2 separate regions of the Homo sapiens genome follow, and region 1 is linked to region 2. Evidence: read pairs that join two places in POLR2A ChIA-PET (ENCODE). Cell type or tissue: IMR-90. All regions are shown on one strand. Links, peaks and the distances in the headings refer to the core of each region. The heading gives the core; the rest is flanking DNA. Region 1 overlaps CDK13 (cyclin dependent kinase 13). Region 2 overlaps CDK13 (cyclin dependent kinase 13).

What was found. Peaks named below come from ENCODE experiments on the same cell type or tissue, not always from the same donor. Only the 100,000 strongest peaks of a DNase experiment are listed, where the experiment ranks them.
Region 1: POLR2A ChIA-PET joins it to region 2 with 10 read pairs; 4 of 35 experiments call an interaction of 5 or more read pairs at or near these places.

The regions. Positions count from the first base shown.
Region 1 is chr7:40,054,858-40,069,084 of GRCh38, forward strand. It overlaps CDK13 (cyclin dependent kinase 13), which reads left to right. Exons shown (of 14, transcript NM_003718.5): 8 at 7,969-8,070; 9 at 8,166-8,243. Among named protein-coding and RNA genes, the nearest start is that of MPLKIP, 73 kb to the right of the region's middle. RefSeq lists a silencer at 847-1,086. In IMR-90, for the core only: no CTCF peak of the experiment used is centred there; no DNase peak of the experiment used is centred there.
Region 2 is chr7:40,001,913-40,017,253 of GRCh38, forward strand. CDK13 (cyclin dependent kinase 13) reads left to right here. Exons shown (of 14, transcript NM_003718.5): 5 at 1-119. Among named protein-coding and RNA genes, the nearest start is that of CDK13, 59 kb to the left of the region's middle. In IMR-90, for the core only: no CTCF peak of the experiment used is centred there; a DNase peak (open chromatin) is centred at 6,499.

The DNA of each region.
Region 1 (14,227 bases), core at 5,671-13,670, 57 kb after region 2:
AAATATTAATGAGATTTACAAATGAAAGTATTTAGCAGAAGGACTGGCCTTGGTGTCTCTTGCCTGTAATCCTAGCACTTTGGAAGGCCAAGATGTGGAGATTACTTGAGCCTAGAAGTTCGAGTCCAGCCTGGGCAACATAGTGAGATCTCTATTTTAAAAAAAGTAGAAATTGAAATGCACAATAGTTAACGTTGAGACCATTATTTTTGGGTCTTTACAAAGTTTAGTTTCTTGCCATCCAATAACAACTTATTGAAGTTACTAAATTTTGTTTTCCAATTTAATGGCAGAAGGACTGTGTGTGTGTGTGTGTGTGTGTGTGTGTGTGTGTGTGTGTTTTCCTGGGTTATTGAGTTTATTGCTTGGAATTGATCTAATTATGTAAAGTGGAGTGGTTCATTTCATTTTTAGATTTTTCTTTTTTGTATGTACACATTTATTTGATAACATCTAAGAAGTCGACTATATGTTTTTCAGTCCTGTTTCTTTTTCATTGTGAGTTAATTTGCTTTTTGTGCAAATACTGGGTATAGACACACCACAAGAATGTAATTTGTTTTTTAATCCATGAAAGAAAAAAGCATCGTATATGTAGTGTCACATCAGTTTGCTTCTTCTTTGTGTGATCTAAACAAGATCATCTCTACGATGTTGACAGTTGGTAGCCAAATCTAATAGCGCAAGTTTGAAATTCATTTTTGAGGATTCTGGATTTTTTTTTTTTTTTTTTTTGAGACAGAGTCTTTCTTGCTCTGTCAACCAGGCTGGGGTGCAGTGGTGTCATCTAGGTTCACTGCAACCTCTGCCTCCTGGGTTCAAGCAATTCTCATGCCTCAGCCTTCTCAGCAGCTGGGATTACAGGCATGCACCGTGATACCTGGCTAATTTGTTTTGTATTTTTAGTAGAGGTGGGGTTTCACCATGTTGGCCAGGCTGGTTCCGAACTCCTGGGCTCAAGCAATCCTTAGGCCTCTGCCTCTCAAAGTGCTGGGATTACAGGCATGAGCCACCACGCCCGGATGGATTTTCTTTTATTTGTCTGTCTTTGGATAATGTATTTTCATATTACAACGTGCTTTAATTTTCCTGGGCTTTAAATTTCCTGGAACCAAAACATAGTTTCAGTCTCTTTTACTTTTGTCTTTACATTTGTAAACGGTTAACGGGATTTAATATTAGCATCCTAATCGTAACGTGGATTTTTGTTTGATAGTATACTATATTACTGAATTGGGTGATACCTGAAATTGTCCTTATTCTCTTCTGACTCCACCTACGTTGGAACTTGCTTTTATGATTAAATACTTCTGTCTGCACACTTTCTCAATATTTGCTTCTTTTTCATTAGAGAGGTAGAAAGTGAGGCATGGTACCTATTATGCAAAATTTTTGAGTAAATCAGGTGTTTTTCCTTGTCCTTAGTAACGGTCATTTTCATTTGTCTTTTGTCATTGTTACCTTTTAAAAGCTTTTTAAAAAATAGTTTATTAAAAATATTTAAAATACAATTAAAGTACCACTAACTTCTTTAAAGTTTTCTTGCCAGCTCTGTTCTCTCCCTGGCTTTATCCCCTTTCTCTGGAAAATGAACATTTGCTCACCCGCCTCAGGGAACTGAAGGTTTAGTGTGATTGGAACAAAAACCAAATGATAATGGATTTTATAGGCCTTGTGTAGGTATTCTCTAGATGGAAGCAATGTGTACTATAGCCATAACATATTCATGTTTCATTTCACGCTATCACTTTGACTGCACTTTGGAAAGTGGTTTGGCCTTATACGTCTGGAAGCAAGAACAATCACTTAAGAAAGCTGTTGCAGTAAATCTAAATAGGATGACTATAGCTAGAACCAAGGAATGGGCACAGGTAGTGGAAAGACAGATTAATTATATCATAAGGATGTAGACTTGTTAGACCTTGATGGTTGAATGTGTTGTGAGATACATCCCTGCCTCCACCCCCTACTGTAAGGTTTCTGCTTAAGCAACTGGATGAATGATTTGTTGGTTAGGATAGTCTAAACTTTTGTAACAAAGAGAACCACAAAAGTTAGTGGCTTAAAGAATGAGAAGTTTATATATGTATTTCTCACTTAATAATCTTGAGTGGTGGCTGGGCGTGGTGGCTCACGCCTGTAATCCCAGCACTTTGGGAGGCCAAGGCAGATGGATCACCTGAGGTCAGGAGTTCAAGACCAGCCTGGCCAATATGGTGAAACCGCATCTCTACTAAAACTACAAAAATTAGCTGTGTGTGGTGGCAGATGCCTGTAATCCCAGCTACTTGGGAGGCTGAGGCAGGAGAATCGCTTGAACCCAGGAGGTGGAGGTTGCAGTGAGCCGAGATCACGCCACTGCACTCCAGCCTAGGTGACAAGAGCAAAACTGTCTCAAAAGAAAAAAAAAATTTTGAGCAGTTGTTGCTTACCCCTGTGCACAATTAAGATTATTTAACCATACCACCAAGTCAAATGGTGACTGCTTCAATACAGCTATTCAGAGAAGAAGACTGGAAGATCTGTCATCTTCTACACATGCCTTCCAATGCTGGTGCCAGAGGTGAGAAAAGAGGAGGGAGGAGAGTAATGAGCCAGGCCTAGAAATGGCACTTATCACACGTGCTTATGTTCCACTGGAGAGCACTTGGTCATGTGGCCACACCTAACTGCAGTGAGGATGGGAAATGTAGCAGAGCTGGACAGCTGCCATAGAAGGGAGGAGTAACAGATTTTTAGAGGGCAGCTATGAGTATCTGCCACGAATGGTGAGGCTGTTTGCTGAGACAGTAAAGAAGAACAGAGATGCATTTTTTAGCAAAAGGTAATAATGTAGGTACTTATAGGACTTCTAAATTTGCTTGTGTAATAAGAATGGGCAAGTAAGACAGCTGATCTTAGATGACAGCATCAGTTGGGAAAAAATTGGTTTTGTTTCTCTATAGCACTGTGATGATAGAGGAATTTAAAAGTTATTTTTCTTGGAAGATATCAAAAGGAGAAAAACAGGAGTTCAAATAGGGGGAAAGAACATGAGAGAAAAGATTGTGTTTATTGTTATGTAGTTATGTTATATGAAAGTATTAATAAGTTAGGCAATGCATATGTAGGGTGAGGAATTTAAAATAGCTGAGTGCTACAAAGCAAATAAAATAACGACTATAGTGTCAAAGTAGGGGTGGTAGTGGATAATTGGGTAATTTTCGTTAGGGGAGTTAAGATAGGCCTCTTTTAGGAAGTAAATTGGAGCTAAGACCAGAGTGATGAGAAAGGGAAAACTTAATGAAGACCTGGGCCAAGAACATTCCAAGTACAAAGGAGAAGGAACTCAGTACGGCCTGAGAACAGACTTGGGAGGTTTAAGGTCAAAGGTTGCCCAGTGTAATAGGAGGTAAGATCCTTGCTGTACAGTCTTATCAACTGAAGTAAAGTTTAAATTTTATTTGATTGCAGTGGGAAATCACTGGGCAGTTTTAAGCAAGCAGTTGATACCTGGTTTTATGCTTAATAAAAAAACTGAAAAGAAGTTAAGGGTAGCTGGGCATGGTGGTGCATGCCTGTAATCCAAGCTACTCCAGAGGCAGGAGAATTGCTTGAATCCAGGAGGCAGAGGTTGCAGTGAGCCAAGATTGCACCACTGAATTCCATTCAGGGCAACAGAGCGAGACTCTGTCTCAAAAAAAATAAATAAAATAATAAAAACAAAAACGGGCAGGGCGGGCGGGGGGGTGCAATTAGAGATGGAAGCCAGGAAACCAGTTAAGATATTGTTGTGGTCATACCAGTGAAAAGAATAATGGCTTGGACTAGGTATTTGGATTGGGGATCTATTTTGGATGTAGAATTGGCAGAAGTTGTTTGGAAATTTGAGGGAAAGATGAATCAAGAATGACACTTGGATTTTTGACATTAAAAGCTGGGTAGGTGTTAGAAAATAGATCCCAGATTTCTTTTGTAGGTTTGATAGATTTTTCTGCAATGGATTGTGAATGTCTTAAAGATGACATGGCATTTTGTGTATATGATGAATTTAGTTTACTGAAGACTCTCTTTGTCTCAAAACAGTATGAATTATAGTATAAAAGAAGTACATGGGGGGGTTGCCTTCAAGCAGGAAGAAAGAAGTACAGACTTTATCATATGTTGTTGGAAAAATGAAACATTTTAGAGCTGGTTTAGGTATTTCATTTTATATGATTTTTTTCACTTAGAATGGTCTTTAACAAAGGCAGCAACCCTGCTTTATAAATTTTAACTGAGATTATCTAGAACCCCCAAATACTTCAAGGATCTAGGATTTTGTTCTGTTTTTCTATATATATCTAGACCAGTAGGAGGTGGAAAACGTGCCAGCCAAGGGGCACACTCCTTATCACACTGCTTGGTTTGTTGTGGATACGGTGCAGCTTATCAGGCCTTAAGGTAGGGAAGGCCATAACCGTATCTCATCTTCCCTGCCCTCCATCTCTGGAATTCCTGGGATTGCTTTTTGTTTTTTGTTTTGTTTTGTTTTGTTTTTTGAGACAGAGTCTCGCTCTGTCACCCGGGCTGGAGTGCAGTGGCACGATGTCAGCTCACTGCAACCTCTGCCTCCAGGGTTTAAGCAATTCTCTGCCTCAGCCTCCCAATTAGCTGGGATTACAGATGCATGCCACCACGCCTGGCTAATTTTTGTATTTTCGGTAGAGATGGAGTTTTACCATCTTGGCCAGGCTGGTCTTGAATGCCTGACCTCGTGATCCACCCACCTCGGCCTCCCAAAGTGCTGGGATTACAGGCATGAGCCACTGCACCCAGCCTTCTTGGGATTGTTCAGAGGCAAAGTATTGGAATCTATCAATGAACAGATAGTCTTTGATCTCTACTCCGTTGACACTTCCTTGAATGTAAAAATAATTTTTAGAGTGTGGTACTTTTTGTTTTATAAAAAGTATGTATCAGTCTGAATGTTTGTTTGCTTCATAAATCAAAACATTTCCATATTTTTGAAATTACATCAGTGTTTTAAAATTCAACTTCCTAGATTAAATTTTACAGTTGAATGTTTTGTCTCAGTATTTTGCCTAGTTCTTATTTCTTGTCTAACAGAAACTAAGCATTTGGAAAGGCCATTAATTAGTACACGTTAAATATTTTTCTGTACAGTTAGAAATATATTTCATGTGGTTTTGTGTTTATTTTTGAAAATTTACTATTTTCACGTCTGAATTAATAAAACATTATAGCAATTAATAAAAAGTATATTCTAGTTTGCTAAGGTGACTGCTAAATATTGCATTAGATGATGCTACATATTGCTTAGAATTTGATATACAATATATAAAATAATCTTTTACTTATTCCTTTTTAGTCACCTGAATTTGTTTAGTTTCTCTACGATTCAACATACTTTTAATTTTTAAGATTTTTTAAAAAATACAAGACACTAAAAATATTTTTTAAAGTAAAATAAAAATTAACTATTTGTAGATAGATTTATATAAATTTAAACATTTCCTTGAGCCTAGTTATCCAGTTGCACTTTTATAACACCATTGTATAGGTTTGATATACTCATAGATCCTTGATGTGTTTGAGAAACTAGTTGTCATAATTTTTACAAATTTTGTTCTTCCACCCAGTAAATCATGTGTCATCTAAAGTTAGAGGGCAATATACATTAAGGTGCCTGACCTGTGCCCAGCATTGTTTGGGCTTTGTGTGTGGGGTTCATAATAAAGAATGTTACGAGGTTTTTTAACTTTCTGGGAAAATACAAAATAGGGAGTTAAGACAGGTAAGTATGATGTAAATTTAAGAATGTGAAGATAAATATATTATTAATAGAGATTAGACTTTATGAATATGCATCTTTTACTGTGTTGTAAAGGAAGTATAGCACTTGAATGAGAAAAATAGGGAAAGGATTTTATTAAAAGGGGATAAGGCAGCTGGGCACAGTGGCTCACGCCTATAATCCCAGCACTTTGGGAGGCCGAGGTGCGCAGATCACCTGAGGTCAGGAATTTGAGACCAGCCTGGCCAACATGGCAAAACCCTGTCTCTACTAAAAGTACAAAAATTAGCCAGGAGTGGTGGCGGGTGCCTGTAATCCCAGCTACTCAGGAGGCTGAGGCAGGACAATCGCTTGAACCCGGGAGGCGGAGGTTGCAGTGAGCTGAGATTGCGCCACTGTACTCCAGCCTGGGCGACAAGAGTGAGACTCCAGCGCAAAAAAAAAAAAGGGCGGGGGGGCTAAAGCATAAAGAGGTGAGCATAATTTTAAAGAATTACTAAGTTCAGTTTAACTAGAGTAGCTAAAATTTGAAAGACTTGCTCATTATGTGAAGATAAGTGATTCCAGTAAACAAGCAAAAATCACTGAGAAAAGTACATTAATAATGTTAGAAAAACCTAATCTTAATTTACTATTAAAAATATTCATCTTATTCTGTCCTCTTTTCACAGTTTTTACCAAAGTCAAATGTTTTTGCTAGCTTTGGAGCACTGTTAACTATAGTCCTATCTGTGGTAATGCTATAATGCCCAAATTGATAGTTTTATAATGCTAGTGCTTAAGTTATTTGGAGAAATTTGGCTGGATGGGGGCAGAGCAGGTCAGGCAGATCTTACACTGCCTGGAACTGCAAATCTATAGGTGGCAAGAGGGAATTGCTTTCTAAATTGAATGCTCCATTTCCTTAACAAGACTGGTCCAGGACCAAGCCAAGCTTAGGTAAATGGGCTTGGAATACAGCCTTTCTGGGGAATTTGCTATGGCTTTTGAGTCCTTGTGATTTGGAAAACATCTGGATATAAAGAGATGTTTATAGCTGATCTGAATATATATGTGATCTCCCTGAAGTAAGTAACTACAGATCAGCCGAAGAACCTCCTCTGACTACTTAGGATTCTCTTCAAGCGTGTCAATCAGCTAGAACGTGACCATTCTCTGAGCGTTGAACACTTTACATTGCCAGATAATTTGTGCTGTTTTCGTCAAACCTGACCCTAATATAACTTGACTAAATAATCTTGTCTGTGGCAAATAAAGAGGTAGCAGTATATTTATGTCCTCTTTTCGGAAGGTGATAAAGGAATTATTTGATAAAGTACGATATGTATTGCTACTTTGCAGAGTAGACCTCAAGTAGATACTTGAGTAGACACTCTGCATTTGTGTGCTTTTTTCTATTCACACACTACAGTGGGTATGTGAATCAGTGAAAAATTGCCAAAAATATGATCAATTGAAAACTTTTGTTAGGTGGTCTTTATTTGAACTATATCTTGTCATCCATTAGTAATTTAGCAAGATTTGATCAGAACCAGTCAACGCTCTTTAAATCAGTTAATCCCATTAAAGGTTTTTATGGAAAGGAAAAACAGTGCTCAACAATTGAGTTGATACTAAAGCTTTGCTTTGACCAAATTGCAGTTAATACCAGTAAACTACTTTTTTTTTTTGAGACGGAGTCTTGCTCTGTCACCCAGACTGGAGTGCAGTGACGCTATCTTGGCTCACTGCAAGCTCTGCCTCCCGGGTTCACATCATTCTCCTGCCTCAGCTTCCTGAGTAGCTGGGGCTATGGGCACCCGTCACCACGCCTGGTTAATTTTTTTTTAGTACAGATGGGGTTTCACCGTGTTAGCCAGGATGGTCTCGATCTCCTGACCTCGTGATCTGCCAGCCTCGGCCTCCCAGAGTGCTGGGATTACAGGCGTGAGCCACCGTGCCCAGCCTATCAGTCAACTACTTTTTGTTTTTATCTTCATATATTAAGGGAATTTTTAGTTAAACAGGTTGCCCTCACATACATTTTATGATCTTATATTAGATACCTTTGGATGTCTGTATTTTTTAGTAGGCAGATGAAAGTGTTTTTAGTTAGGATTATAGGGATTGCTTTAGTAAAATAATATTTCCTCAGAGAATCTGTCTTACTCCAACAAATACTAACTCTAAAGACTGTTTTCTGTGTTTTTTAGTCGGCCGTATACTAACAAGGTAATTACTTTATGGTACCGTCCACCTGAACTGCTACTGGGAGAAGAACGATACACACCAGCCATTGATGTATGGAGCTGTGGGTAAGATAGCCTTATTTACTGGTTTATTTTACTTGAAACTTTTGGTAGTGAATTAAAATAGATCATTTGGTAATGACGGGTATTTTTTCCATTAGCTGTATCCTTGGCGAACTCTTCACTAAAAAACCTATATTTCAAGCAAATCAGGAACTTGCACAACTAGAATTAATAAGGTAAGCTGCTGATTATAATATTGGTGGGAATTGGGAGAGTGTCATACTCCACAGGAAATTTAAACTCTCCCAAGTTTGTCTTTTCAGGAAGAGAACAACATGGTTCTCTGGAGGGCTTATGACTGCTAAATGGAGGACAAACTGAAATGTAGGCACTTTGATACTTGTTCCAGTGAAATTAAGGATATCAAAGCCCCTGGGTGGGTGCATGTGTATGTGTACATGCGTGCGTGCATGTGTGCGTTTTTTTAAGTCAAAGGACTTGAGGCCCAAAAGATAAGACTGGCAAGGAAGAGTAAATGTAGGAGAGAATGAATGCTAGATACATATTTTTTAATTATGAAAGAAATGAAAAATTCATGTTTTGGGGTATTGTTTAAAAATACTCTTGTAAATACACATAAAAATATGTGTCTATATATGTGTGTATACACACTAAAATACATGCATATACCCCCTAGCGTAGACCTTCATTATTTGGAGCCTATCATAGGACCTAGTTCATAAGCAATTACTCATACATTTTAGTCGCTTTTCTCTTTATCTTTTATTTTATTTTATTATTTTATTTTTTTGAGATAGAGTCTCACTCTGTCACCTAGGCTGGAGTGCAGTGGCATGATCTCCACTCACTGCAACTTCTGCCTCCTGGGTTCAAGCAATTCTCCTGCCTCAGCCTCCCGAGTAGCTCAGATTACGGGTGCCCACCACCATGCCCAGCTAATTTTTGTATTTGTAGCAGAGACGGGGTTTCACCATGTCGGCCAGGCTGGTCTTGAACTTCCAACCTCAGGTGACTGCCCCCCGCCTCGTTCTCCCAAAGTGCTGTGATTACAGGCATGAGCCACCTCATCCAGCCCGTCTTATATTTTAAAATAATTTTAATTTTAAAAATGGGCTTTGGCCAGGCACGGTTTCTCACGCCCGTAATCCCAGCACTTTGGGAGGCCTAGGTGGGTGGATCACCTGAGGTTGGGAGTTTGAGACCAGCCTGACCAACATGGAGAAACCCTGTCTCTACTAAAAATACAAAATTAGCCCGGCGTGGTGGCCCACGCCTATAATCCCAACTACTTGGGAGGCTGAGGCAGGAGAATCATTTGAACCCAGGAGGCGAAGGTTGCTGTGAGCCGAGATTGTGCCACGGCACTCCAGCCTGGGCAACAAGAGCGAAATTATGTCTCAAAAAAAAAAAAAAAAAAAGGTGGGGGGGCTTCAGTTTCATATGTAATAATGTAAACGTGCAACTTATAAAATTTCCATGAAAGTTTCAAAATATATATGAAGTTTTTTAGGAAAGATATTGATAGGGGGTACAGATTTACAGAATTTTACTTTACCAACTGAACAAAATGAACATAAAGCAACAAATAGTAACCAGAGAAGGACCTCAACATCATATCATAAACAGACAAATTGAATCAAACTAAAAATCTTACTATTGCCCTTTTTGGTGGTTAGGCAAGGTTTTTACTATAGGGTACAGCAGGGAAAGATGAGTGCCCTAGTTAGAGCCTGCTTCTTCTCTGGGGATAACTTGGCTATAGTCAGAAGTACCCGAAGCCAGAAACTAGTAGTGCTTCAACTCCAAAGCAGCCAGTTGCCTCACTTTTAATAACATTATGAAAAAGAAGAAGGGAAGGGAAGGAGTTCACCTGAAACATAGAAAACTTTTATGTTACTTTTTTTTTTTTTTTTTCCTGTTTTTTGAGACAGTATCTCACTTTGTTGCCTAGGCTGGAGTGCATTGGGGCAGTCATGGCTCACTGCAGCCTTGACCTCCTGGAGCCAAACAATCCTCCTGCCTCAGCCTTCCAAGTAGCTGGGACCACAGGCATGCACCACCATGCTGGGTGATTTTTTTTTTTTTTTTTTTTTTTTTTTTTTTTTTGGAGACCGGCTTTCTCTATGTTGCCCAGGCTGGTCTCCAACTCTTGGACTCAAGCGATCATCCTGTCTCAGCCTCCCAAAATGTGTCATACCTTTTTAATTGTGCAATAGACAAGTAAAAAGGGTTAAGAAGAACTGATACTCTTGGAAAAAAGAAATATACCTTTCAGTGCTAATTGGGCATTTACAAAAGTTAGTTATATATTAATAGAGGAAGGAACTCCAAAACGTTGAAATACTATAGGCTAAATTCTCTAAAATAGAATAAAACTAGAAATTAATATAAACATGGAAACAACAAAGTCTCTTAACTATCTAAAAATTTACATATGCTAAAAAATCCTGGATTAAAGAGAAATCAAACTTTAAGACAGGGTTGTCCAGTCTTTTGGTTTCCCTGGACCACACTGGAAGAAGAATAGTTGTCTTAGACCACACATAAAATACAGTAACACTAATGATAGCTGATTGATAGGCTAAAAAAAAAATTCCAAAAAAAAAATCTCATAATATTTTAAGAAAGTATGAATTTGTGTTGGGCTGCATTCGAAGCCATCCTGGGTTGCATGCAGCCCATGGACTGCAAGTTGGACAAGCTTGCTTTAGAACATCTAGGTTTAAAAAGAGTGATAAGTATAAAAATCCATGGGCTAATAACCCTGTGCTTAGGAGAAAATCACAACCTTAAATATACTACTAAATAAGAAAAGGAAAGCAAATTAATTAAGCATTCTACAGACAAACTAGACAAAAGCAGCAAAATAAACCCAGGAAATAAAAATGAATTATAATACATAAAATGTAAAATTTATGAAGAAACCTATGATCTGGTCTTGGGTTTATTCACACATATATGCAATATAAATTAGTCTACTAGTTTAACTTCATATGAAAAGAGAGTATAAAGAAATTAAAAGACTGAATGCGGTGGCTCATGCCTGTAATCTCCGCATTTGGGAGGCCGAGGCAGGATCACTCGAGCCCAGGAGTTTTAGACCAGCCTGAGCAATATAGTGAGAACTTGTCTCTACAAATTAAAACAAACAAACAAAAACAACAACAACAAATTAGCTAGTCATTGGAGGGTGAGCATGTGGTCCGTACTACTCGTGAAGCTGAGGTGAGAGGATTACTTGAGCCCAGGAAGTCGAGACTGCAGTGAGCTAATGACACCACCGCATTCCAGCCTGGTTGACAGAGTGAGACCATGTCTCCAAAATAAAAAACCAGCCCCATTATTTTCTTTGATAAATTATTACACATCTTTTAGAAACCAGTACTTGTAATGTTCTTTAAACTATTCCAGAACATAAGAATAATTCAGTACAAGCTTTCTTATTCAGTCTTCTCTTGAAGAGTCTTATTAGATTAATTGATGCTCTTCATTCCCTCTGTAAAGAAAAACTGGCTTGATAACATGGCAAGCTGAATGCTTGTAGCTAGTAGGCTGTCACTTTCTAGTAAGACTATGTATTTATCCCACCAGTTGAAGAGTATGCTGAACAGGAGGTAGTTGTTAGTTTTCAATTTTTATGCTTTTTATTATTATAATTACATAGTTTAAGCGTAGATACAGTGCTTTACAAAAACTTTAAGACATTGCTGTCTAATTAGGGATGGACAAGTAATTGTGTAAGTTAGAAAAGTTATAAAAATCCAAGATGTGGTATTAGATTGCTTTGAAAGTGTTTTTAATTTCTAGATTTATTTAAAGAAATCAAAACTAAAAATCCTTGATGATGTGTTATGGGTGTGGTTTGTACAAGAGAGCTAATACAGAATTCCATTCAGTGAATCCTCTGTTTAAAGAGAAAGCCTTGGCCTTTGTCAGAAGATGGGAAAACAAATGTACATTTATAAACTTTCAGTTAAAATAAAATGTTTAAATTATATATCTGTGTATCTTTTTTTTTAAACGATTCCTTCTAACCTTTTTTTTTTAAACGATTCCTTCTAACCCATTTTTTTTTTGTTAAACCCAACCAGCCAACTCTTGGTCCTGATTGTATTGGAAACTAGGGCTTCTATTAAAGATAGTTAACATCTATTTAGTTCATATACAATATCAGCATTATTCGAAGAGTTTCACTTGAATTATCTCAGTTAAGCTTCGTAACAACCCTATGTCTTCTCTTTATAGTTAAGAAAACTGAACCTTAGAGAGGTGAAGAATTCGTCCAGGGTCATAAAACTAGCAAGTGGCAAAATTGAGATTTAAACACTGCTAGGTGTTACCTTAGGATCTAAACTTTTAACCATTACTCCAAAGTACAGGCTGGGTGCGGTGGCTCACGCCTGTAATCGCAGCACTTTGGGAGGCCAAGACGGGTGGATCACTTGAGCCCAGGAGTTCAAGACCAGACTAGGCAACATGACAAAACCCCGTATATACTAAAAACAAAAATTAGCCGGGCATGGTAGCACACACCTGCAATCCCAGCTCCTTGGGAGGCTGAGGCATGAGAATTGCTTGAACCTGGGAGGCAGAGGTTGCAGTCAGCCAAGATCGCACCACTCCACTACAGCCTGGGTGACAGAGTGAGAATTGGTCTCAAAAAATAAATAAATAAACTACATAGGAAATAAAACTACCTGGAATCTTTTCTTTTACAAAATCAATATGACACACATATCGGTACTTGACAAAGACAACATGAAAAATTTTATAAGATATTAGGCCGGGAACGGTGGCTCATGCCTGTAATCCCAGCACTTTGGGAGGCCGAGGTGGGAGGGTCACTTGAGGCCAGGAGTCTGAAACCATGCCTGGCCAACATGGTGAACGCCCCCATCCCCCATATCTACTAAAAATATAAAAATTAGGCTGGGCATGGTGGCTCATGCCTGTAATCCCAGCACTTTGGGAGGCTGAGGCGGGTGGATCACTTGAGGTCAGGAGTTTGAGACCAGCCCGGCCAGCATGGCGAAACCCTATCTCTACTAAAAATACAAAAACTAACCGGGCGTGGTGGTAGGCGCCTGTAGTCCCAGCTCCTCAGGAGGCTGAAACACAATAATTGCTTGAACCCAGAAGGCGGAGGTTGCAGTGAGCCGAGATTGCTCTGCCGCGCTCCAGCCTGGGCGATTGAGACTGTCTCAAAAAAAAAAAAAAAGAAAAATTGTATAAGATATTAATCCAAGAATTCTAAGGGAGGTACTAGCAAATAGTATCCAGCTTTTTATCACAAAGTTAACCTGCAGAAAAATGATGGGAGCTAAGATGATACAGAGGGTCAAGAAAGGTATCTCCCTTTAAGTGACATTTGAGCAGAGATCTGAATGAAGAAATGGCAAAGTAATAAAGACTCTGAGGCATATTTGGTTTTTTTTTTTTAGGAATATGTTCTCAGTGAACCATATGGGGGGAAAGCTTGGTTTATCCATTTTATAGCATGCTGTACTGTTACTAAGAAGGAAATAGTTGGTCAGGCACAATGGCTCACGCCTCTAGTCCCAACACTTTGGGAGGCCAAGGCGGGCGGATCACTTGAGGTCGAGTTCAGGACCAGCCTTGCCAACATGGTGAATCCCTGTCTCTACTAAAAATACAAAAATTACCTGGGCGCAGTGGTGTGTGCCTGTAATCCCAGCTACTTGGAAGGCTGAGGCAGGAACATCCTGCCTCAGGTAGCTTGAACCTGGGAGGCAGAGGTTGCAGTGAGTCGAGATTGTGCCACTGCACTCCAGCCTGGGTGACAGAGTGAGACTATGTCTCAGAAAAAAAAAAAAAAAAAAAAAAAAGGAAACAGTTGATTTGGAGATAAAGAAATGGAAAAGCAGCATGAATAGTTACAGAAGGCTATATTGAGATTGATCTCATTTAGGTAAAACAAAAGACTCAAATTGTTAATCTGAACATGGACTTTCAAGAAGACTAGGGAGGAGAAATTTTCATTTTCTAGTTTATATATTTCAGCATGTTTTTATTTTGTTAAGATACTTATAATTTTATAAAGAGATTGACCGGGCACAGTGGCTCACACCTGTAATCTCAGCACTTTGGAAGGCCAAGGCAGGTGGATCACTAGAGCCCAGGAGTTTGAGACCAGCCTGGGCAACGTGGCCAAACCCCGTCTCTACAAAAAATACAAAAA
Region 2 (15,341 bases), core at 1,685-9,684:
TCCAATTACAGCAATTCGAGAAATTAAAATTCTCCGGCAGCTTACCCATCAGAGTATTATCAATATGAAGGAAATAGTGACTGATAAAGAAGATGCTTTGGATTTCAAGAAGGACAAAGGTATGTGTGCATATTTAAATAACGAATTTTTTGTATTCATGATTGATGTTGCTAACTTGGAAATTTTTTTTATAGATGTGACTATTTGAGTAATTACAAACTATTGCTCTAATCGTGAAACTATATTTTTAAGTTTGGTAGAGTTGAATAATGAATTGATTTACTTTAGTGGTTTTTGAGTAAACTTCGTAAAGGGTATTTGCCAATATTACACATAAAGTATTCACTAGTAATATATGTTTTATTGGGCATCAGTGTATAGTTTTTAGTATTCATTTTTTAGTAGTTGAAAAACCAGTTCATAGTAGTAGTATTTTTACCCTACATTTTTATGTTACAAATGCCTTAACATATAAGGAAACTTTACAGTAGGCATATGTATTATTTCTGAAAGTGTGGAGGCAAAAATCATACTTGAAATTGCCTTTAATAATCTATAGTGGGGTATGTATATATGTATAGTTATTATTTAGCAGAGAAGCTGACAAAAAATTAGCCTGCTTATTAAAGTAGTTATTATAGGGCATATGATGGGTGAAAGCAGTGCTCTACTGTTGGTATGTTTTACATCTTCGTAAGATTTTAGATTTAAATCTTCATAAAATCTTAAATCTTATATTTTAGATGTAAATATAGGATCTTTATATAAATCTTACATTTAAATCTTTATGAGATTTTAGAACCAAAGTTTACTGACTGTATTCTGAGGTTTGCAAACAGCAAAACTTTTTCTCAAACTAAATCTAACATAAAGCAGACACAGTGTCTCACATCTATAAGCCAAACACTTTGGGAGTCCAGGGTGTGAGGATCACTTGAGCCCAGGAGCTCAAGACCAGCCTAGGTAACATAACGAGAGCCCATCTCTACAAAAAAAAAAAAAAAAACAACCAGAAAATTGGCCCTGCTTGGTGGTACATGCCTTTGGTTCCATTTACTCAGGAGGCTGAGGCAGGAGGATCTCTTGAGTGCAGGAGATAGAGGCTTCAGTGAGCTGTGATTGCACCCTGCACTCCAACCTCGGTGACAGAGCAAGACCTTATCTCTAAAAACGAAAAGAAAAAGATTAAAGTAGGTATGTTCTGATTGAACATGGTACTTAGACTCCTGTCTTCCCCAGCTACACACACACACACACACACACACACACACACACACACACACACACACACACACTCTCTCTCTCTCTCTCTCTTACTCTGTTGAGGGACACAATTCAAAATGATTGATAAACTACATGGTAGTTATTTTGCATAAAGGAACTGTTTGAAAGTACAATATGGAGTTCAGAATCATCATTTTAATTGATGTCACTTCTGTTAGTTTTTGTCCCTAGTAAAGCTTTCATTTCTCAGCCTGACTTTTACCCTGGTTTGTCTTTTTAACTTTATTTTTCATTACTACTTATTGTGTGGTTGATGGGGTACTGGTGTGACTTAAATTAGAATGTCTGGGTCTTGAGACTTAGTGTATTAGTGGTGTGGCCTTATTAGCAAGACTTTTAGCCCTTTTGAGTCTGTTATCCCTTCATCCATAAAAGGGAAACATTGTCTTTCATAGTTAGAATTAAGACTTTTAAACATGAAAGTTTGTGCAAATGCTGTTTGTTTTGCATTAACCTCAGGCTCTAGCCAAATCAGTGTATTTGATTTTCCTCCAGCATACCAGGGACGTCCTGCTTTTTTGATCTGTGAGATCACCTCCCTGCCTACTTCTCCAATCCCATCTATGCCATTTTGATTGCCCACCAAGCTTGACAGACACACACATACCCACACACTCATTCACACATGCACGCATGCACAATTTGAAAGGCTAATTTCTCACGCCTGAGGTCTCAGCCTGAATGTTGCTTTATTCATTAGTGAGGCCTTACCTGATCAGTCTTCCCACTTTCTACTACGTATAGACACAGACAATTTAATGTTTCCTAATAAGTGGGAATAATTATAATGGTTTGTTACTTGTTTCTGTACAGATAGCTGGGAACCATACCTGTTTTCTTCACTGTTGTGCCTCCTACCTAGCTCAGTGGCTGGACCATAGAATGTGCTGAATGACTAATTGTTGAATGAATATATGAGCTCTATTTTTTTTAATAATCCTATTTATACTTTAATACTTAAACAGTACTACTTGTGAATATATTAATAGTCTTCCTGGTATTATAATTATGGTCATAATTTATTTTCTTTATCAGGTTATAAATTCCCAGAGCCTTTGTATTTTGCTTTGTTTTTAGTTTTGTTTCTCCTCAGTGCCTAGCGCTGCATTTCAGAAATCATAGATTTTTGTGTTATTTGCACCCTTCATCATCTTTCTTCCTACCATAATCCTGTTTGTAATTCTATGCATCATGATAAATAAGAATGTGTTCTACTATGTGAGAAGTTACATGTAGGTACCTAGAATTACTTAAATGCATTAGAGAATGTGAGAGGTTATAAAATTTAAAACATAATTATTTCTTAAATGAATCTAATAATTTTGATGGGAACTATGATGAAGCAACATGATTTTCCGAAAAGGGAACTAGATTTGAAGTCTAATCCTGAGCATGCTAGCTGTATGACATTACACTAATTGTGATTGCCATGCTGTGTGGTATTAAACTAAATTTGATTGTCTAGTTAGAGCATAAAGACAGTTCAATAACACTGGTTAAATGTTATGGGCTAATCTAAAATGAGTGTATTAGAACATATAAACATTAAAAAGCAAAAGTTAAACAATGTAAATATGCAAATTAGAAACAATACAAAAATCAAGTAAAAATATTAACTTTTAAAAATATAAACATTTGCACTGTTATAACTAACTAAGCTATTAGTTGTGTAAGAGAAACATCATAAATGCCTGGCATAGTGGCTTAAACCTGTAATCCCAGCACTTAGGGAAGGCCGAGGTAGGTGGATCACCCGACTGAGGTCAAGAGTTGTTTGAGACCAGCCTGGCCAACATGGTGAAACCCATCTCAACTAAAAATACAAAAATTAGCCAGGCATGGTGGTGCATGCCTATAGTCCCAGCTACTCAGGAGGCTGAAGCAGGAGAATTGTTTGAACCTGGGAGGTGGAGGTTGCAGTGAGCCGAGATTGCACCATTGCACTCCAGCCTAAGTGACAGAGCGAGACTCTTGTCTCAAAAAAAAAAAAAAGGAAAACATCATAAATATATTTTTTTAAAACTTAGCTTTACTTAAAAATGAGAAAAAGTTAATCACGAAGGTTATTAATTTCAATTAATTATTTAAAGTGAATTTTTTTTTTTTTTTTGAGACCCAAGTCTTGCTCTGTTGCCCAGGCTGGAGTGCAGTGGCATGGTCTCAGCTCATTGCAATCTCTGCCTCTCAGATTCAAGCTATTCTCGTGCCTCAGCCTTCCAAGTAGCCAGCATTACAGGTGTGTGTCACTACACCCATCTAATTTTTAATTTTTATGTTTTTAGTAGAGACAGGGTTTCGCTATGTTGGCCAGGCTGGTCTGGAACTCCTGACCTCAAGTGATCTGCCTGCCTTGGCCGCCCAAAGTGCTTAGATTACAGGCGTGAGCCCCTGTGCCCTGCCAAAAGTGAAATTTTATTGCGTCTTAAAAAAGGAATTATTCTTAAGAAACAGAGGGTTAAGTGGTATCACCAAGTCATGGGTATATTTTTGTGTAGAAACTTGCAGATGCTGAAGAAGATTTTTCTTGTTTTTTGTTTTGTTTTTTCTTTGAGACAGGGTCTCATTCTGTCACCCAAGCTAGCGTGCGGTGGCATGCAATCAGGGCTTACTGCAGCCTTGACCTCAGGCAGTCCTCCTGCCTCAGCCTCCCAAGTAGCTGGGACCACACACGCATGACAGCGTGCCTGGCTAATTTTTTAAAAAGTGATTTGTAGAGATGAGGCTTGTCATGTTCCCCAAGGCCGGCGTCAAACTCCTGGCTCAATTGATCCTCCTGCCTTGGCCTCCCAAAGTGCTGGGACTGGCGTGAGTCATCACACTTGGCCTGAAGAAACTTTTTCTAAACTAATTGGGTGAATGGACAGGGGATAAACTGATTCTGAAATTTCCTCCTAACGCTTTCATCTGCATATAGTTTCATCTCTTTTAATCACTTTGAGGGGAACTTTGAACCTTTTTGTCTGATTTTTAATCTTTTATTGTTAGCAAGGTGGGGTTTTGGGATCAGAGAGAGCCTTTCGTGTTCCTCTAGGTACTCAGTTTCTTCATGTATGGAAGGAGAGTGGGATGCAGTTACTTACATTAGTTTCAGTATTTATGTTCATATTTGACTGTTCAAAAAGTCTTTGAACTGTTGGGTGTTTATACTGCAACAGATTATGGATGGAGATGCATTTGCTGAAAATAAAAGAATTATTTTGCAACATAAGCTTTTCTTTGTTACTTTCTTCCTTTCACTGAGGATTACAAAGTTGTAGAAAAATACTTTCTGAATGAGTAAAATAATATTTAATTAAATATTAAACATTTTAGTGCTGTTTATAATTCTCTGGGTAGGCTGAGTGTGGTGGCTAACACCTGTAATCCCAGCACTTTGGTTGGCTGAGGCGGGCGGATCACCAGAGGTCAGGAGTTCCAGACCAGCCTGGCCAAGAGGCCAGCTGGGTGTGGGGACACACGCCTGTAATCCCAGCTACTATGGAGGCTGAGGCAGGAGAATCGCTTGAACCCGGGAGGCAGAGGTTGCAGTGAGCCGAGATTGCGCCACTGCACTCCAGCCTGGGCGACAGAGTGAGACTGTGTCTCAAATTATCTTGCTAGAGAAGATTTTTATGCTGTATGAAGTAAAAACTCGAGTCATTGATCTTTATTTCAAGATGTAAATATTTCAGTATTCAGATTAAAAAAATTCCTAAACTGAAATGTACCAGTCTCTGCTGGTAAGACCTACACATTAACATTCTTCTTTTTCCTCTTCTGCCCTACCCTCAAAAAGGTACTAACTCTGCATAGTAACAGTACTACACAGAGGGGTAGAATCCTAAAACTATGAATCTGTGACCTTATACCTTAACTGTAAATTTCACATAAAATCTTCCTACTTAACAGTGTTTTGGTACTTAAACTTAACATGGTATCCTGGACACCCAAACATCAGTATTATAATTACTATCCCGTAATTAATTTAGCTATAATACTTGGAATATTAGTGTTTTTATAATGAGGGAATTTGAGCACTCTAGTGTGGAATTTTCCTAAAAATCAAGAAGACAGTATTCTATAGCAAATGCTTGTGGCAACATGTCACTGTTTGGTCCGGGGAAGAAGTCCTCACATGTCACTCCCTGTGTACTCTCTGATTCCCAAACAGTGTTAGGTGCTCCTGTATACTTGAATTGCATGTCATACGTAATTCTGTAATAGTACTTTCATATAACTTGTATTTTTGCTTTGGTTTGTTTTTGTTTTGAGACGGAGTCTCGCTCTGTCACCCAGGCTGGAGTGCAGTGGTATGATCTTGGCTCACTGCGACCTCTGCCTCCCGGGTTCAAGTGATTCTCCTGTCTCAGCCCCTGAATAGCTGGGATTACAGATGTCCGCCACCACACCCAGCTAATTTTTTTCTATTTTTAGTAGAGACGGGGTTTCACCATGTTGGCCAGCCTGGTTTTGAACTCTTGACCTCAAGTGATCCACCCACCTCGGCCTCCCAAAGTGCAAGGATTACAGGCATGAACCACCGCGCCCAGCCATAACTTGTATTTTCATATAACTTGTCATGTTTTCATATCTTATTCTTACTGTATTTCTGAGAGCAGGGACTCAATTTTATTCTTTGTGTTCATTGTGTGCAGCACACAGTTGATTATCATTAAATTTTGAGTAAGTGAATGAATGAAATGGAGAGGTAGGAATGTTCTGTGGAATAGGTGGAATGTTAAAGGTGGGTGCAGTTTGGATAGGTATAGTGGAGGGCATTCTAATTATTAGTGTCATGACTTGTTTTTACAAGACAATGAAAGATCGGCATATCTCCTAAAGAATACCTAGCTTCCAAATTATTTACCTTGTGTTTTTCTAGGTCTGAATTTATATTCCCGCAGTTTAGAACTGCTGATATCTCCTGAGGTTTGAGAAGAAAGCAACATTGATTTGTTCATTCTTTCTTTCCACAAATGTTTATTGTGCTAGTTTCTAGATAGATCTGGGCTGGCCAGTGCAGTAGCCACTAGCCACATGTAGCTATTTAAGTTAATTAGTATTACATAAAATCAAAAGTTTAGTTCTTTAACTGCACTATTCATGTTCCAAGTGCTCTGTAGCTACGTGTAGCTACTGGCTACATTTTGGACAATGAAGTTACAGAACATTTTCATCATCTTAGCATTGAATAATGTCCATCTAAATACTGGGGATATTAAACAAACAAACATCTGGTCCCTGACTCAACCTAGTTTCTGGAACCAGAAGAATCAGCAAACACTGCCAGAACTGAATCAGACTAATACATGAATGACAAACCTGTTTCTGCCTAGAGATTTTTCTTTATTGTTAGTTAATCTGTAATTGTTGGAATTTCAGTTGAAGGTGTTGAGTTTCAAAAGAAGTGAAAAAACTTAAACAGTAACTCACTGTGGAACCTACCCAATAAGTCAGGGAGCTTTGCTAAGGAGTCTGTTCTTAGCAACTGTAAACTATGTATCTTTTTTTCCCCTCCTAAAAAGAGAAATGAACTTGCAGGGTTTTTTTAATTGAAAATAACATGTTCCTGTAACAGTGCGGCTTCCAGCAGCATGTTAAGGCAGGGTTGAAAGTCACTCATAAGTTACTTTATCATGTTATTCATTATGTTATGTAAAAGATAAAACTTACAAAATAGTCTGCGTTCTACATTTTATTTTTATCTGGAATTTTATATCAAATTTACAATTAAGGTATAAGGTCAGGCATTCATAGTTTTAGGATTCTGCCCCTTTGTTGGCATAGTACTGTTACTGTGTAGAGTTAGTACCTTTTTGGGGGTGGGGCAGAAGAGGAGAAAGAAGAATGTTAATGTGTAGGTTTTCTTTACTTGATGATAAAATAAATATTTGTCATATATTTGAAAAACAAAGTGTAAAAGAGAAAATAAGATGACCCAGATAATGTCACTATCATCATTTGTCTATATTTTCCTCTAGTGTCTCTTTTCTCACATCTGTATGATTATTGATTACCAAATGGAAGGTTCTGCTTCTTTTATTGTCTTATTTAATAAAATGCTTTTGTAATGGCATAATGTCACTTGGGTGAAATGTAGCCTGAACTATATTTTATTCCTCCATTTTGCATATTTAAGTTCCTTTAGGCATTTCATTATAGTTCCTTCTATTGAAGTTTTATGCTTGGATATTCTAGCAGGTACCTGCCACTATTCATATGCCTTTAGTTAAAGCAGAGGCTTCATGTGCTAAGAAAAGTCCTAATCAATTCTGAATTACTGGTTTGGTTAGGAATGAAGAATTGAGGACAAAAGTCTTACATAATGAGCAGCTGTTGCATCAATCCTAGCAGTCAGTGGGTCATAGATACTAGAACCAGATTTCCTTCCATTCTGAATGTCCTTAGGGGTAAACATTTCTTTTTTTAACATTTGATTATTTCCTTAAATAGATCAATAGGAATTGAATTGATAGACCGAAGTTTTTAAATTCTGAAACTTCTTGACATATATTACCAAGTTGTTTTCCAGAAAAAAGGTGCCAATTTATACTCCCAAATCCAGGGTACACTCAGCAACCTAGAAGTAGAAGGGAACTGCCTCAACCTGATAAAGGACATCTTATGAAAAACAGGGATATCTGCTTCTACCACCTGTATTCAGCATTGTACTAGAGGTTCTTGCCAGGGCAATTAGTCAAGAAACTGAAATAAAAAGTGTCCAAATGGGAAAGGAAGAAGTAAAACTGTCTTTAGTTTGTGTGTGTGTATATTTATGCATGAGAAAATCCTGTGGAATCCACCAAAACAGTGGACGCCAACCTTTTTGACACCAGGGACTGGTTTCATGCCATTTTTCCACAGACTGTGGGGGAGGTGGGGATGGTTTTGGGGTGATTCAAGCACGTTAGATTTATCGTGTACTTTATTTTTATTATTATCGTAATATAATAAAATAATTAACAACTCACCATAATGTTGAATCACTGGGAGCCCTGAGCTTGTTTTCCTGCAACTAGATGGTCCCATCTCAGGGCAATGGGAGACAGTGACAGATCATCAGGCATCAGATTCTTGTAAGTAGTGTGCAACCTAGATCCCTCACATGCACAGTTCATACTAGAGTTTGTGCTCCTATGAGAATCTGATGCTGCTGCTGATCTGACAGAAGGCGGAGCTCAGGCAGTAATGCGAGCAGTGGGGAGTGACTGTAAATACAGATGGAGGACCAGGCGTGGTGGCTCACACCTGTAATCCCAGCACCTTGGGAGGCCAAGGCAGGCAGATCACTTGAGGTCAGGAATTCCAGACCAGCCTGAACAACATGGGGAAACCCCGTCTCTACTAAAAATACAAAAATTAGCTGGGCATGGTGGCATGCACCTGTAATCCCAGCTACTTGGGATGCATAGGCAGATTTCACTTGAAACTGGGAGACAGAGGTTGTAGTGAGCTGAAATCATGCGTCTGTACTCCAGCCTGGGTGACAGAGGGAGACTCCATCTCAAAACAAAACAAAAAACAGTTGGAACTTCGCTCACCTGCCACTCATCTGCTGTGCGGCCTGGTTCCTAACAGGCCACAGGCCAGTACTAGGATTGGGGACCCCTGCACTAAAAAACTGTTAGAACTAATAAGTAAGTTCAGCAAAGTGGCAGCATAAAAGATGCAGAAATTGATTGTTCTGTATACAAGTAATGAACAAAGTAGAATTAAGAAAACAATTTAAAAAGGCCTTAAAGAGAATAAAACATCTAGAAATAAATTGATAAAAGAAGTGCAAGACATGTATCTTGAATACTAGAAAACATAATTGAAAGAAATTGAAGACAATGAAAAGGCATTCCATGTTCATCGATTAGAAAATTCAGTATTATTAAGATGGCAGTACTTCTCAAAGTGATCTACATATTCAACACAATTCCTATCAAATCTCAGCTGACTTCAGAATCTGACAAGCTGATTCTGAGATTCATATGCAAATTCAAAGGAGCTAGAATAACCAAAAGAATCTTAGAAGAACAAAGTTGGAACCCTCACAATTTTCAATTTTAAATCTTCCTACAGGCTGGGCACGTTTGCTCATGCCCATAATCCCAACCCCTTGGAGGCCGAGGCAGGAGGATCAGTTGAGTCCAGGAGCTTGAGACCATCCTGGGCCACATAGTGAGACCCTGTCTCTATTTTTATAAATTTACATAAATCAAAATCTTCCTACAAAGCTAGAGTGCTCAAGATTGTGTGGTACTGGCATTATGATAAACGTATAGATCAATAATAGAATTGAGAGTCTAGAAATTAATTCCACACATTTTATAAGCTCAACTGATTTTCGACAAGGTGGCAGGATGATTCAGAGGGAAAGAATAGCTTTTCAGCAACTGGTGCTGGGATAACTGGATATCCACACACAGAAGAATTAAGTTGGACCCCTTCATACCTCATACAATAATTAACTTAAAATGGATCAGTGACTTAAATGTAAGCACTAAAACCATAAACCTATTAGAAGAAAAGGTAGGAGTAAGACTTTATGATCTTGGATTGGGCAGATGCTTATTAGATATGACACCAAAAGCAGGGGCAACAAAAGAAAAAAAATAGATAAATTGAACTTCATCAAAATTACTTTTGTCCTTTAGGTGGATACTATCATCAGCATGAGAAGACAACACTTAGAACGGGGAAGATATTTGTATATTGTATATCTTATAAGGAACTTGTATCTTAAATGTATAAATAACTCTTAGAACTAAATAATGAAAAAAGACAACGTGATTAAAAAGTGGGCAAGGGATCTGAACATATATTTCTCCAAAGAAGATATGCAGATGGCCAATAAGCACATGAAAAGATGTTCAACAACTTAGTTATTAGGGAAGTGCAAATCAAAACCACAGTGAGTTACCACTTTATATCCATTAAGATGGCTATTATAAAAAACAAAACACCACCAACAACAACAAAAAAAACCCTAGGAAATAAGTGTTGTCCAGGATGTGGAGAAGTTGGAACCCTTACTCTTTGCTACAGAGAGAGTACAATGGTGCAGTTGCTTTGGAAAACAGTATGGCCTTTCCCCCAAAAATCAAAAATAGAATTCTAGAAATTCTACTACTGGATCTCCAAAAGAATTGTCATTAGGTGTGGTGGCTCATAGCTATAATCCCAGCACTTTGGGAGGAGGCCAAGGTGGGAGGATAACCTGAGGCCAGGAGTTCAAGACCAGCCTGGGCAACATAGCAAGACCACATCTCCTCAGAAAATTAAAAAATTTAACCAGGTGAGGTGGCACATGCCTGTAGTCCCAGCTACTCAGGAGGCTGAGGTGGGAGGATTGCTTGAGCCCAGGAGTTTGAAGCTGCAGTGAGCTATGATCACTCCATTGCACTTCAGCCTGGGTGACAGAGTGAGATGTTGTCAAATAAAACATTTAAAAGATAATAAAAAATCTGAAGGCCGGGTGCAGTGGCTCACGCCTGTAACCCCAGCACTTTGGGAGGCTGAGGTGGGCGGATCACCTGAGGTCAGTTCAAGACTAGCCTGGCCAAAATGGTGCAACCCCGTCTCTACTAAAAATACAAAAATCAGCTGGGCGCAGTGGTGGGCGCCTGTAATCCCAGCTACTTGGGAGGCTGAGGCAGGATAATTACTTGAACCCGGGAGGCGGAGGTTGCAGTGAACCAAGATTGCACCACTGCACTCCAGCCTGGGCGACCAAGTGAGACTCTGTGTCAAAAAAAAAAAAAAAAAGGGAAACAGCATTTCCAAGAGATTTGTTAAGCTCATGTTCATAGCAGCATTATTCACAGTAGCCGCAAGGTGGAAGCAACCCAAGTGTCCTTGGATGGAAGAATTGATAAGCAAAATGTGGTGTGTACCTACAATTAAGTACTGTTAAGCCTTGAAAATGAAGGAAATTTTTACACATGCTTACAACATAGATATATCTTCAGGACATGCCAAGTGAAATAAGCCAGTCACAAAGATAATATATGTGTGATTCTACTTATGTGAGGTACCTACAGTAGTCAAATTCATAGGGACAGAAAGTAGAATGATGGTTACTAGGGGCTTAAGAGAGAGAGGAATGGGGAGTTACTGTTTAATGAGTTTCAGTTTTGCAAGATTAAAAGAGTTGTGGAGAGGGGTGGTAGTCATGGTTGCACAACAGTATGAATATGCTAATGCCACTGAACTGTACATTTTAAAATGGTTAAGATTATGTTGTGTGTATTTCGCCACAATTTAAAAAAATTAAACGAGATGAAGTAATACATGCTACTATTTGGGTAAACCAAGAAAACGTGCTAAGTGAAAGAAAGCTAGTCACAACAGACTATGTATTATATGATTCCATTTATATGAAATATCTAGAATAGGTGCCAAATATTATCAGAATATAGATTGGTGATTGCCAGAGACATGGGGAGGGGATTGGAAATGGAGAATGACTGCTAATGCGTGTGAGGTTTCTTTCTAGGGTCATGAAAATGTTCTAAAATTCATTGTAGTGATGATGGTTGCAGAACTCCAAGTACACTCAAACCAATTGAACACTTTAAGTGGTTGAATGTATGATATGTGAATTATATCTCAATAAAGCTGTTATTTAAGGAAAAAAACGATAACTAGCTCCTATGAATTCTGTGTTTAATGAAAATAGAGTCCAAATTGAGAGGGATAGACGGGTGAGGGGTGTCTCTGTTATAAAAGATGAGACTGTAAAGGTGCTAGACGTTTGAATACTATGCCAAGGAACCAAAATATCAAAAAACTTCTACTTTTTTCAAAAAATAATACAGTGCTTATTGTACATTTCAACCAGCATTTATAGTAATTTTATCTTTGGGCATTTGATAGGCAAAAAATGCTGTCTTGTCTTTTTTTTTTTTTTTTTTTTTTTTTTTGAGACAAGCATTTCACTCTATTGCCCAGGCTGGAGTGCAGTGGTGCGGTCTTGGCTCACTGCAGTCTCCGACTCCCGGGTTCAAGCGATTTTTCTGCCTCAGCCTCCTGAGTAGCTGAGACTACAGGCAAGTGCTGCCACGCCCAGCTAATTTTTGTATTTTTAATGGAAACGGGGTTTCACCATGTTGGTCAGGCTGGTCTCGAACTCCTGACCTCGTGATCTGCCCGCCTCAGCCTCCCAAAGTGCTGGGATTACAGGTGTGAGCCACTGCCCCCAGCCTGTCTTGTCTTTTTAATACACATTTTTTAATTTCTGTGGAGCTTGAATAGTTTCTTATACTTAGAGGCCATGTGTATTTCTCTCTCTTTTTTTTTTTTTTTTTTTGAGATGGCCTTGCCCTGTCACCCAGGCTGGAGTACAGTGGCACAATCATCTCAGCTCACTGCAGCCTTGACCTCATGTGCTCAAGTGATCCACCTACCTCAGCCTCCCGAGGAGCTGGGATGACAGGCACATTCCAGCACACCTGGCTCATTTTTGTAATTTTTTGTAGAGATGTGGTTTCAACATGTTGCCGAGGCCAGTCTCGAACTCCTGGGCTCAAGTGATCCACCTGCCTTGGCCTCCCAAAATGCTGGGATTACAGGCGTGTGCCACTGTGTCCAGCCCATTTATATTTCTTTAACCATACATTTTCATGTTTAGGTCCTTTGCTCTTTTTTAACTAGGGTATTAGTGTTTTTCTTAATTGATTATAATTGTATGTTTTACATAGTAATAATGTTCATCTTTTGAGTAACATTGAAAGCTGTTCAGGCATCTGGTTTTCTGGCTCTCAGTGTTTTTCTTATGTTAGTGATCAATAAATTTTTTTGAGGGGTGAGTTGAATTGAGAAGAAAAATATGTATAAAATAGATTGTAGTCTGTTTCAGAATAATCAAATAATTAGTAGAAGATGATAGAGGAATGTGTTTTAGTTAAGATACACCAAATAATGTCTTAAAGGAAAAAAGCTCAAATCTTAATTTGGAATGACTTTCTTCTCTGGGTTTCAAGGAAATGTAGAGTTAGTACCACGTTTTGAAATTTAAAGAACGTAGAACAGAATGTGTTAGATGCACATCAGGAGATGACACATGGCAAAGGGACTGTTAGGAGTTTAATGGAAAGGGAAACTGTGGGCAAGTAGGGAAGGGAGTTGGATAGGAATGGAAAGTAGGGTGGGGAGTACATTTCCCATGTCACTATTTCCTGAACAGTGCAGTAGAGCACTAGAAATATGTGCTCTTGGAACAGGTGGTATAAGGTAATAGTGATGGTAATATGTATAATGGGTTAAGAGCATGAATTAGAATCCTATACTCTGTTTTCTTCATCTGCAAAATGGGGTAATAATGACTAACTCACAGGTTTGTTGTAATTATTTAGTGATATAGTGCATGTGAAGGACTTCACATAGAATATGGCACATAGTAAGCACACATCAGTAAAGTTTAGCTTGGTAGTAGATTGATTTTGAGGGCAGAATTAGATTATTAATACAATAATTATTAGGCAGGTAGGATGGAATTTTGGAAGAAATAAAAATTTTAGTTTTAGTCCTCTAGTGAAATTTTATTATGTGGAGATCAGACCTCAGGAATGGAGTTGATCCAGAAGTTTAAAAAAAAAATTTTTTTCTGAAAGCTTAGAAGCAGTCTCTAATTGTGAAGAGTTTCAGTCACATCTGACTAGCTGTGAGTAATTGGTTAACCCACCAGAAAGAAAAAAACGAGTCATTGGTTGCGATCAAACCCAAACTGGCAGTGAAAGGAAGACTGACAAGTGAAACTCAAGAGCAGATAATAAGGGAAATGCAAAGAGCAGATGCCTTGGTACAGGTTAGAAATGGAGGGTAGAAGAGGAAGTTAAGGAGCAGATACTGTTGAGATTGAGATAACTATAGCCAACAAGAACAGATAGAATTCTGCAGTTAAATTCTGCACTGGGAGAAATGCCAGCAGTGAAGGGTGGAAGTGGCAGAGTGCCATTTAGAGCACATTAAGCTAAAAGATACTTGTTACGTTGCTGTGCAGTTTTTGGTACCTCTTGGAGGAAGCTAATGATTAACTGCTGTTTCTTCATTGTGAAAAGTAGAGGACAATGAGGCTGGGGGATTGTTTTACTTTTGCCACACAGTAGTTATGTCAACGTGGGCAAATTATTTATTGTCTCTGAGCTTGAGTGTTACAAGAAGATCATTATACTTTTTGGGTTGTTGTGAGACCTAAGTGAGACAATATGTGAAGTATTTTCACCATTCTTCATGATTACCATTAGAGTCTACCTATATGTACTAGATGTCACTGTTACTATGCCATGTGATAGGAGAGACTTTATATAGTAGTTGATCCATCATACAGTTACCATATAAAACTTCCAGGTTTCTTACTTGTTTTGGTTTGTGTTTAGAATTTTGTTGAAAGTCAGATGTTAAAGTTTGGGAGTACCAGGTGTTATGTATTTATAGAAATACATCATCTGATGTTGAGAAATATGAACTGTGGCATAACTTTTAAACAAGGAGGCATAGTTCTTCTTTATACCTCATTAAAGATTTACTATAAAAGTACATAAGGTGGGGCAAAAAGAAGAAAATAATTTCTGGTAAATGTAAGAAAAAAGAAAAAATATCCAGCCTCACTATAATAAAAGAAATGTAATTTAAACGATACAAACTTTTTATCTCTCAAAAGTGGTAGTGTTTTAAAAAATTTTTCTCGTTTGTTTTTTTAGAATTATAAAATTATATTTGGTTTAGTTAAAACAATGGAAATATGGAAATAAAAAGCATAAATGGATAGAATGGGAATATGCATATGTAGCAGATAAGAATACCATGGCCAGTGATGAAGAGACACCAGAGTCACGTTTTTTCAGTTTCCACAAATTTTTTGTGCAAAACAAGCATGTGCATTATTCTATTCATGAATTTTTTCAAAATTGAGGCATTAATATGCAATATTCTGCAAAATAGATATTTTTATATGCCATGATATAGCCACTTAAAAAACAGAGATAGTATTCTGTAATTCTATAATTTGGATATATTTTGTATTTTATTAGGCTTGCCCATATAGATGAATATTTCGGTTATTGGTTTTTAGCGTCTTCCAACAGTGCTTT